2 separate regions of the Homo sapiens genome follow, and region 2 is linked to region 1. Evidence: read pairs that join two places in POLR2A ChIA-PET (ENCODE). Cell type or tissue: B cell. All regions are shown on one strand. Links, peaks and the distances in the headings refer to the core of each region. The heading gives the core; the rest is flanking DNA.

Region 1 (5,377 bases), core at 208-5,207:
CAGGGTATTTCCTAGTAAGCATACTTTCTTAAGACGGAGGCCATTTGGTTCCTGGGAGAATAGGCAGCCCCACACTTTGAAGAATACAGACCCCAGTATCTAGTCGTGGATATAATTAAAACGCTGAAGACCATAACCTTTTGGGTCAACTGTTGGTCAAACTATAGGAGAGACCAGGGACCATCACATGGGTAGGGATTTTCCATCCAGAGCCAATAAAAGGACTGGTGGGGGCCGGGGGTGGCTATTGTGGGAAGTCATAACCCACAGATAGATCAACCTAAGAATCCTGGCCCTTCTCCACTCTCCACCATGCAGGACAAACATCTTCTCAAGCAGTCAACGTAGAATGCTTGGGAAATAGTCATAATTACCCACATATAGTAATTAATAGATGGTAATTAATTGATCCTTGATGTGATGTTCTTTTGCATATTTCCTTCATTCTAAAGTTGTTCCCTGGCCGGGAGCGTTGGCTTTCGCCTGTAATCCCAACACTTTGGGAGGCCAGGACAGATCACTTGAGGTCAGGAGTTCGAGACCAGCCCAGCCAACATGGCGAAACCATGTCTCTACTAAAAATACAAAAATTATGGTGACGCCTGCCTGTAGTCCCAGCTACTCGGGAGGCTGAGGCAGGAGGATCGCTTGAACCCAGGAAGTGGAGACTGCAGTGAGCCGATATCGCACCACAGCGCTCCAGCCTGGTCGACAGAGTGAGACTCCATCTCAAGAAAAAATAAAAATAAAGTTGTTCTCTGAAGAGCAAATGTCTCATTCCAGTAATGACCCACTCAGCAGGAATATGGTGGAGTTCAGTCCAATTCAGGTCAGCCATATCCAAAAGACCACAAGTCATTACTAAGTTGAGCAAAAGAGTTTTTATCTATTAGCAGAAAGGGCCTCTCTGGCAGCAGAGATTAAAAACTGGCCCAACTTCATTTCCATACTTCAGGGAACAGCAAATTGAGGATTTACTTATCTAGGACTTGAATTCCTTCTTTGGGACCAAGTTAATAAAAGACCAAGAAACTCCTGATTAAACTGGATAATGAAGGATTCTGTAGACAGGGCTGCACGTATCGGCTTTGTTTGACTTCTCTTTTCTCAGTTAACATCTCAGAGCTAGAACATTCCACATTCCCCAGCAGCGTGTGGGGGCTGACTAAAGTTTACAATTCCAACTAAAAATCACCCTGCTTCTGGCTTATCTGAATCCCTTACCCACCCCACCCCACCACCCTACTCCTATTTATTCAGCACCACACTACCCAGGAAATACACTAGCAAATTGTGCAATGGAATAAAATCCACACTTTAGATTCTTGCAACTGTATCATATGTAATAGTATCACTTTTTCTACATTTTGGTCAAATAAATTTTTACATAAACTACAATTTGCGTGAATTTTAGAATGTGTGGGGGTACACAGAGCATTTTGGTTCAACAAATGTTAAAGGGATGGAAAGGGAAAATAACCAGAGCCAAGAATGTAGACAAGGTTATCTATTTGCTTTATACTGTGACTTCATGATACAAGGATATTACAGTCTCATTGCAGGCGAGAGCACTCAGCCTCGGTCACTCGAAAACTCCTGGCCTTCCTTATCCCCTACGCTGCCTAAGCCAGGCTGTGAAGAATGAGTAGGATTTTAAGAGATAAAAGCAGGGAAAATCATCTCTGTTGCCTGAGTTAGGAAGATCTGCCTAGCTAAGGCTGAGTTACACATACAAAGGAAAGCAGACCAGCATGGGCACCATAGTGAGACCCCGTCTACAAACAATAACAAAAATTTGGCCAGGTACAGTGGCCAAATTACACCTGTAATCCCAGCACTTTGGGAGGCCGAGGCTGGCGGACCGCTTAGGGCCAGGAGTTCAGGACCAGCCTGGCCAACATTGTGAAACCCCATCTCTACTAAAAACACAAAAATGAGCTGGGCATGGTGGTGCACACCTATAATCCCAGCTACCCGGGAGGCGGAGGTTGCAGTGAGCCGAGATCACGCCACTGCACTCCAGCCCCGGTGACAGAGCGGGACTCTGTCTCAAACACACACACACAAACTAGTGGGGTGTGGTGGCACATGCCTATAAGTCCCAGCTACTCGAGAGGCTGAGGAAGAAGGATCGCTTGAGCCCAGGAGGCAGAGGATGCAGTGAGCTATGATTGGCCTGTGCACTCCAGCCTGGGGGACCGTCTCTGAGCAAGACCCTGTCTCAAAATAAGTAAATAAATAAAGCAAAGCAGAAGCAGAAAAGCTGGAAGGTAGGCTGAGCCCACACTGATGACAGCCTGAACTTAATTTAGTCAGGAGTGGAGAGCCACTAAAGACTAGAGGAGGCCAGGTGCGGTGGCTCACACCTGTAATCCCAGCACTTTGGGAGGCTGAGGCAGGTGGATCATTTGAGCTCAGGAGTTCAAGACTGGCCTGGGCAACATGGTGAAACCCCGTTTCTACTAAAAATACAAAAATTAGCTGGGTGCACACCTGTAATCCCAGCACTTTGGGAGGCTGAGGCAGGTGGATCATTTGAGCTCAGGAGTTCAAGACTGGCCTGGGCAACATGGTGAAACCCCGTCTCTACTAAAAATACAAAAATTAGCGGGTGCACACCTGTAATCCCAGCTACTCAGGAGGCTGAGGCAGGAGAATCACTTGAACCCAGGAGGTAGAGGTTGCAGTGAGCTGAGATCATGCCACTGCCCTTCAGCCTAGGCAACAGAGCAAGACTCTTGTCTCCAAAAATAAAAAATAAAGACTAAAAAGACTGGAAGAGGCCAGGTGCAGTGGCTCCCACCTGTAATCCCAGCACTTTGAGAGGCCGAGATGGGCAGATCACGAGGTCAGGAGATTGAGACCATCCTGGCTAACAGGGTGAAACCCCATCTCTACTAAAAATACAAAAAATTAACCGGGCATGGTGGCACGCACCTGTAATCCCAGCTACTCGGGAGGCTGAGGCAGGAGAATCGCTTGAACCCAGGAGGCGGAGGTTGCAGTGAGCCAAGATCACACCACTGCACTCCAGACTGGGCCACAGAGCAAGACTCCACCTAAAAAAAAAAAAAAAGACTGGAGGAAACAAGTCAAGCAATACATTAGGAAAATCCACTTAGCATTCATCTTCAAGAAGGTCTAGCATTGGGGTGGACTAAGGCAGGAAGCCCAGTTAGGAAAAGGTTTCAATAATCCAGTACAGGTTGCCATGGAATACGAGGGAAGAAGTGATTCGAAGGAAGTAATCTTAAAATTTAGCTCGCTGGATGGCAGAGAACTTAGAACAGAATGTCAAAGACCACTACAGTTTCACTACCTGAATTTTGATATTTTGCCTCAAGATCTTCTTTTGAGGAGGGGAGGCAGTGAATCAGAAAGAGAAATGAAAGCCTTTAAAACATTAATGGAGTCTGCAGACAACTTTCTGTTATCGAAAAAATAACAAGCCGGGCGCTGTGGCTCACACTTGTAATCCCAGCACTTTGGGAAGCCAAGGTGGGCAGATCATCTGAGGTCACAGACAGGCAGATCACCTGAGGTCAGGAGTTGGAGACCACCCTGGCCGACATGGTGAAACCCTGTCTCTACTAAAAATACAAAAATTAGCCAGGCGTGGTGGCACACGTCTGTAATCCCAGCTACTTGGGAGGCTGAGACAGGAGAATTGCTTGAACCCAAGAGGCAGAGGTGGCAGTGAACCAAGATTGCGCCACTGCACTCCAGCTTGGGCAACAGATCAAGACTCTGTCTCAAAAATAAAATAACAGGCCGGGCACGGTGGCTCACGCTTGTAATCCCAGCCCTTTGGGAGGCCAAGGCGGGCGGATCATCTGAGGTTGGGAGTTCGAGACCAGCCTGACCAATATGGAGAAACCCCATCTCTACCAAAAATACAAAATTAGCCAGGTGTGGTGGCGCATGCCTGTGATCCCAGCTACTCGGGAGGCTGAGGCAGGAGAATCGCTTGAACCTGGGAGGCGGAGGTTGCCGTGAGCTGAGATCCTGCCACTGCACTCCAGCCTTGGCAACAAGAGCAAAACTCTGTCTCAAAAAAAACAGCAGGCAGAGACAGGGGAGGATAACGAGCCCAGCCAGGGGTTCAAGACCTGCTTGGGCAATATAGCGAGATCCCATTCTCCAAAAATAAATTAATAAAAAATAAATAACTGGCTGAGCACGGTGGCTGACATCTGTAATCCCAACATTTTGGGAGGCCGAGGTGGGCAGATCACTTGAATTCAGGAGTTTGAGACCAGCCTGGCCAACATGGTGAAACCCCGTCTCCACTAAAAATATAAAAATTAGCTGAGTGTGGTAGTGGGTGCCTATAATCAGCTACTCAGGAGGCTGAGGCAGGAGAATCATTTGAACCTGGGAGGTGGAAGCTGCAGTGAGCTGAGATCGCGCCACTGCAATCCAGCCTGAGTGACAGACTCTGTCTTTAAATAAATAAATAAAATAAATAACCGAAAATGTAGTTATAATAAAAGTATACAATTAAAGCATTTCCTTTAGGCCAATCCAACCTTTAATGGGCACTGGGCTGATTCAGATGGTTGGTGCAGAGAATGTGAATGAATAAAGTCACACCCTCCAATAAAGGCCCTGCCATGATTTGACCACAGTTCCTCCTTTGTGTGTCTGTTTCTCCCTCCTCCCTCCCCACTTGGGTTGTAATCTCATCTCGGGATGCTGTTTTAGTCATGCTTATGGCCTCAGCACTTCACACTTCACTGTGTTCAACGGACCTGTCCCAACTTTTGGGGAGTTCCCAATGCCATGAAGTATGGCTGGAACACAGCATGAGGTCAGAACCAGACTGTGAGGGATTTCAAACGCTAAGAGGAAGATTTTGGACTTTATCCTGCCCAGAGACCACAGATGGCTATTAAAGGAAGTGGTTTTTTTGTTTGTTTGTTTGTTTGTTTTGCTTTTTGAGACAGGATTCCACTCTTGTCACCCAGGCTGGAGGGCAGTGGCGTGATCATGGCTCACAGCAGCCTCGACCTCCTGGGCTCAAGCAATCCTCCCATCTCCACCTCCCGAGTAGCTGGGACGACAGATGTGTACCCAGCTAATTTTTGTATTTTTAATAGAGACAGGGTTTCGCCATGTTGCCCAGGCTGGTCTGAAATGCCAGACCTCAAGTAACCTGGTTGCCTCAGCCTCCCCAAGTGCTGGGATTACAGGCATGAGCCACCGTGCCCAGCCTAAAGTATTTTAGAATAAGCACACTGCAGGGTGGAATCTGGGTTAGAGAAAATGGTCAGGGAGACCAGTGGAGAAATGTAATGATTCCACTGTGGCAATGGAAATGGAAGAATGCAATTCAAGAGCTATTTGTTTTTTTATTTTTTATTTTTGAGACAGAGTC
Region 2 (5,377 bases), core at 82-5,081, 91 kb before region 1:
AGAATTGGTTAGAACGAGTAAATTTTCTTACAGTATTGATTTACTCTTAATAAAATTATAAAAAGTTTTAATTTTTAACCCAAAAGTTCAACTTTTATTGCATCTCTTGCTGTATTCAGCTTTCTCTCCCCTTCAAGAAGTTCTGAGATAGTAACTGTCTCTTTCAACTTTTCATCGGCCTCTGTAACTGTTTTTCATCACATTCTAACTGATGTGGCCTGATGTCAGAAATGTTTTGTCTTAAAGTCTAAAGGAAATGTTTTCATCTAATATAACATTCTTGTGCTCTTGGCTTTAAATTCGTCTATGAAATTAAAAACTCACTTATGACTCGGGACACACTCTGTGTCTAAATCAGTACAATTTTCATTAGATTTGACTTGCAGCTTATCTAAATGGACTCCCCATGGAGAAAAGCAATCACACTGCAGACGGTCTTTTTTTTTTTTTTTTTTTTTTTTTTTTGAGATGGAGTCTTGCTCTGTCGCCCAGGCTGGAGTGCAGTGGCGTGATCTCAGCTCACTGCAAGCCCTGCCTCCCGGGTTCACGCCATTATCCTGTCTCAGCCTCTCGAGTAGCTGGGACTACAGGCGCCCGCCATCTCACCCCGCTAATTTTTTTGTATTTTTAGTAGAGACGGGGTTTCACCGTGTTAGTCAGGATGGTCTCGATCTCCTGACCTCGTGATCCACCTACCTCGGCCTCCCAAAGTGCTGGGATTACAGGCATGAGCCACTGCGCCCGGCCAAAAGGTCTTTTTTTTTTTTTTTTTGCCTTTTGGTAACTGATGTAACAAGCAAATGTTTCATCTTATCAAAATAATTCCTATGTTATTGTTATTATTGATTTTCCTAAGAAAACTGAGATTGTAAAAAATTAAGATTATGACATTAATGTAACTTTCGGCATTACTTTTAAAGTCCTTGTGCTCTTAAGTTACAGGACTTTGACTCCTGGGTCTAAAAAGGACACCAAGACCTGCAAAATTTTAAACACTGACAGCAGTTAAAGCCTCATTTTTGGACCCTAGAGAAGATTACAATCAAAATAAACTGTGTTCGTGAGACACAAGGCCAGAAATTAAAACTATTATTATTGAACCCCTCTAGACCCAGGGACTATCATGGAAAAGGTGAGCATGCAAGATTGTAAGGGCCAATTTTGAGAGATGAAATTAGTTCAGAGTTTCTCTATAACTTAAACATTAATGTTAAAGGCACACTGAAGCAAGACCAGCATCTGGCTTATATAAATTATATCTTATGGTCAAGATGATTGAAGCTTGTTTATAAGATTGAGAAACTGGCCCCATACCTTGTCCCTTATTAGGGCTTATTATTTAGGAAAGTAAGTCTCCTCTCTCAAAAAATAATAATTTAAGGTCTTTGCATTTTTTTGAAGTGTCTGAGTTACTACTTTGGCTAAATGAATGACTTTAGACAATCACCTATGATCCTATTTTGTGATATTAAGTGTCATAGACTTTCGATATTTGACTAACTTTCCAAAATCAACTTCTAAATTCAGTCTTTGTGACCTCATTATTTTTTATATTAGATCTCCTGAAGTCCATGAGAGACATATTTGACTAATTTAGTACAATAAAATCATACTACATGAAGTAGCGCTGTCAGTTTGGGAGTGAATGAAGGGGGACGGATGCAGAAATAAAGACAAAGACAAAAAGATCTGTTTTGAAAGAAGGATCAGGGGGCTCCTCGCTTCTAGTGAGCAAAGGCCCTGAGCTTCTACAGCCCTTCGTATTTAATAGATGGAAAGAGCAGGAAGGGAGAGGTAATGGTTGGTCAGCTGCTTGATTTATCACAGGGACACGTATATCTATAACAGCCACAGGTGCTTCTGTGACCCACATTTTCCCTGGCGGGTCCTCACACTGGCTCAATAAACTTGGATGATTTGAGACTTTGCCTTGGTCATTCACTTTTGTGGTCCATGGGGGCCTGGTCATCAAAAGCCCAGTCAATGGGACATAGTCATTGCGGGCCTTGTCTGTGGTGACCTGGTCAGCCAGAGTCTTGTCAGTGAGGGGGAAGCCCGGTCAGCAGGATCTAAGTCAGTGGGGTTTTGCTCGGTGAGGAATTGGTCACTGGGGTCTGCTCAGTATGGGCCTTATCTGTAAAAATCTAGTCAGTGGGCCAGGCACGGTGGCTCATGCCTGTAATTCCAACACTTTGGGAGGCCAAGGTGGATAGATCACCTGAGGTCAGGAGTTTGACACCAGTCTGGCCAACATGGTGAAACCCCACCTCTACTAAGAATGCAAAAATTAGCCAGTTATGGTGGAATATGCCTGTAATTCCAGCACTTTGGGAGGCCGAGGTGGGTAGATCACCTGAGGTCAGGAGTTTGACACCAGTCTGGCCAACATGGTGAAACCCCACCTCTACTAAGAATACAAAAAATAGCCAGGCGTGGTGGCATGTGCCTGTCGTCCCAGCTACTCGGGAGGCTGAGGCAGGAGAATCACTTGAACCTAATCAGGAAGTGGAGGTTGCAGTGAGCCAAGATCACACCACTGTACTCCAACATGGGTGACAGAGGCAGCCTCCATCTCAAAAACAAACAACAAAAAACCTAGTCAGTGGGGGTGTAGGGAGTGGTATTTTGTTCAGTAGGGGCCTGGTCACTGGGGGTCTGGTCAGCGGGATCTGAAAAGTAGAGCCTCGTTAGTAGGGGTTGGGCGGTTAGCACCTGGTCAGTGGAAACCTCGTCATTGTGGTCTAGTCAGCTGAGGCCTGGCGGTGTGGTCCTGCTCAGTCAGCGAAGGTCTCACCATTGGAAGCATGTCAGTGTGGCCTAGTCAGCAGATCCCGGTCCATGGGATTTGGTTATTTGGGACCTGGTCAATGGGGACGTGTTCTGTGGGGACCATGTCAGCAGAGACCTGGTTGTCAGGGGTGTGGTCAGCTAATGCGGTGCCACCGAAGGACTCCCCAGTGGGGCCTACTCAGTGGGGCCCTGGTCAGTGGAGGCCTGGTTGTAAGGGGCACTGTTGGCAGTGACCTTGTCATTGAGCTCCTGGCCAGTTGGGACCAGTCAGTGGTTTGGGTCAGTGGGGCCTGGTCTGTGGGGCCATGTCATGTGGTCTGGTCAGTGGGGCCCTGGCAGTGTGGGCCTGGTCATCAGAAGCCTAGTCAGTGGGGGGGCCTACTCACGGGGGTGTTGGTCAGTGAGGACATGGTCATTGTGGTCGGCTTAACGGGATCCATTCAATGAGGGTCAGGTCATGGAAAATCTGGTCAGTGGGGTTTGATCAGCAGGGGACTGCTCAGTGGGGATCGGACCAGTGGGGCCTGGTCAGCAGGCGGCCGGCAGTTCCTGGGGCCTGGTCAGTGGGGTCCAGCAGTTGGGACCTGGTTGATTGGAGGGTCCAGCCCTACGGGACTTAGCGGGTGTTCTCCCCGTGTGCAGAGACGAGAGAGCGTAAGAAATAAAGACACAAGACCAAGAGATAAAGAGAAAACAGCTGGGCCCGAGGGACCACTACCATCAAGACGCGGAGACCAGTAGTGGCCCTGAATGGCTGGGCACACTGATATTTATTGCATACAAGACAAGGGGCGTAGGGTCAGGAGGGTGAATCTTCTAAGTGATTGACAAGGTGAAGCAAGTCACGTGATCACAGCACAGGGGGCCCTTCCCTCTTAGGTAGCCGAAGCAGAGAGAGAGAAGGCAGCATACGTCAGCGTTTTCTTCTATGCACTTACAAGAAAGATCAAAGACTGTAAGACTTTCACTATTCCTTCTACCGCTATCTACTACAAATTTCAAAGAGGAACCAGGAGTACGGGAGGAACATGAAAGTGACCATTGGAGCACAGCACCACAAGGAGGGGTTTAGGCCTCCGGATGACTGCGGCAGGCCTAGATAATATCCAGCCTTCCACAAGAAGCTGGTGGAGCAGTGTTCCCTGACTCCTCCAAGGAAAGGAGACTCCCTTTCGCAGTCTGCTAAGTAACGGGCGCCTTCCCAGACACTGGCGTTACCGCTTGACCAAGGAGCCCTCAAGCTGCCCTTATGCACGCGTTGACAGAGGGCTCACCTCTTGCCTTCTAGGTCACTTCTAACAATGTCCCTTCAGCACCTGACCCTCTACCCGCCAGTTATTCCTAGGTTATGTTAGTAACGCAACAAAGAGTAATATTAAAAGCTAATGATTAATAATGTTTATAATAATGATTGATAATTGTCCATGATCATCTCTATATCTAATTTGTATTATGACTATTCTTATTCTAACTATTTTCTTTATTATACTGAAACAGTTTGTGTCTTCAGTCTCTCACCTCGGCACCTGGGTAATCCTCCGCCCACAGTCAATAGGGGTCTGCAGCTGGGGCAAGGTCAGCGGGGATCTGATCAGTGAGACCTAGTCAGGTCTCACTGACTGACTAGGCCCTGGGGGTTGGGGCCTGGCCAGCAAGAGTCCAGTAGTTGGGGCGTGTTTGGCGAGGGTCTCATGGTTGGGGTCTGGCCAGCGGGGGTCCCACAGTTGGGGCCTGGTGAGCAGAGATCTGGCAGTTGCAGCCTCGTCCATGGGGGTCTGGCAGTTGGGGCCTGGTCAGCGGGGTCTTATAGTTGGGGCCTGTTTGGAGGGGGTCCAGCAGTTGGGGCCTGGTCAGAGGGGATACGGCAGCTGGGGGTTATTTGGCAGGGATGCAGCAGCTGGGACCTGGTAGGTGGGGTCTGGCGGTTGGGGCCTGGTCAGTGAGGATCAGATCAGTGCGGTCTAGGCAGTGAGGTCTGGACGCTGGGCCTTCATCTGCATGGGTCTCGCAGTTGGGACCTGGTCAGCAGGGGTCTACCAGTTGGGGCCTGGTTGGCGGAATCAGGCAGTTGGGACCTGGTTGTCGGGGGTCCAACAGTTGGGGCCTGGTCAAAGGGGATCCAGCAGTTGGAACCTGGTCAGCAGGGCTCTGGCAGTTGGGGCCTGGTCATTGGGGTCTGGCAGTTGGGGCCTGGTCAACAGGGGTCCAGGAGCTGAGGCCTGGTTGGTGGGCCGTCTAGCAGTTGAGGCCTGGTCATCTGGGCCCGGCATTTGGGGCCTGATCGGCGGGGATCAGAGCAGTGAGGCCTAGTCAGTGAGGTGTGGATGTGGGGGCCTGGTAAGCAGGGGCCCAGCAGTTGGGGTCTGGTCAGCAGGGGTCTCATAAGAAGAGGCCTGGTTGGCAAGGGTCTGGCAGTTGGGGCTCAGTCAGGAGGGGTCTAGGAGTTGGGGCCCAGTCAGTGGGGTCTGGCAGTTTGGGCTTGATCAGTGCAGTCCAGCAGTTGTTGGGGCCTGGTCAGTGGGGGTCCAGTAGCTGGGACATGGTCAGTGGAGTCCAGCGTCCGGGGCCTGGTTGGCAGGGGTCTGAC

The links. Peaks named below come from ENCODE experiments on the same cell type or tissue, not always from the same donor. Only the 100,000 strongest peaks of a DNase experiment are listed, where the experiment ranks them.
Region 2: POLR2A ChIA-PET joins it to region 1 with 5 read pairs; 4 of 35 experiments call an interaction of 5 or more read pairs at or near these places.

What each region holds. Positions count from the first base shown.
Region 1 is chr19:16,101,608-16,106,984 of GRCh38, forward strand. TPM4 (tropomyosin 4) reads left to right here. Exons shown (of 8, transcript NM_003290.3): 8 at 1-1,395. Among named protein-coding and RNA genes, the nearest start is that of RAB8A, 7.6 kb to the right of the region's middle. In B cell, for the core only: no CTCF peak of the experiment used is centred there; a DNase peak (open chromatin) is centred at 3,314; H3K4me3 peaks cover 596 bases; H3K27ac peaks cover 3,115 bases.
Region 2 is chr19:16,010,663-16,016,039 of GRCh38, forward strand. LINC00661 (long intergenic non-protein coding RNA 661) reads left to right here and starts at 4,972. Exons shown (of 9, transcript NR_026828.1): 1 at 4,972-5,127. LOC105372291 (a long non-coding RNA gene) reads right to left here and starts at 4,394. Exons shown (of 2, transcript XR_936355.1): 1 at 4,309-4,394; 2 at 3,474-3,723. In B cell, for the core only: no CTCF peak of the experiment used is centred there; no DNase peak of the experiment used is centred there.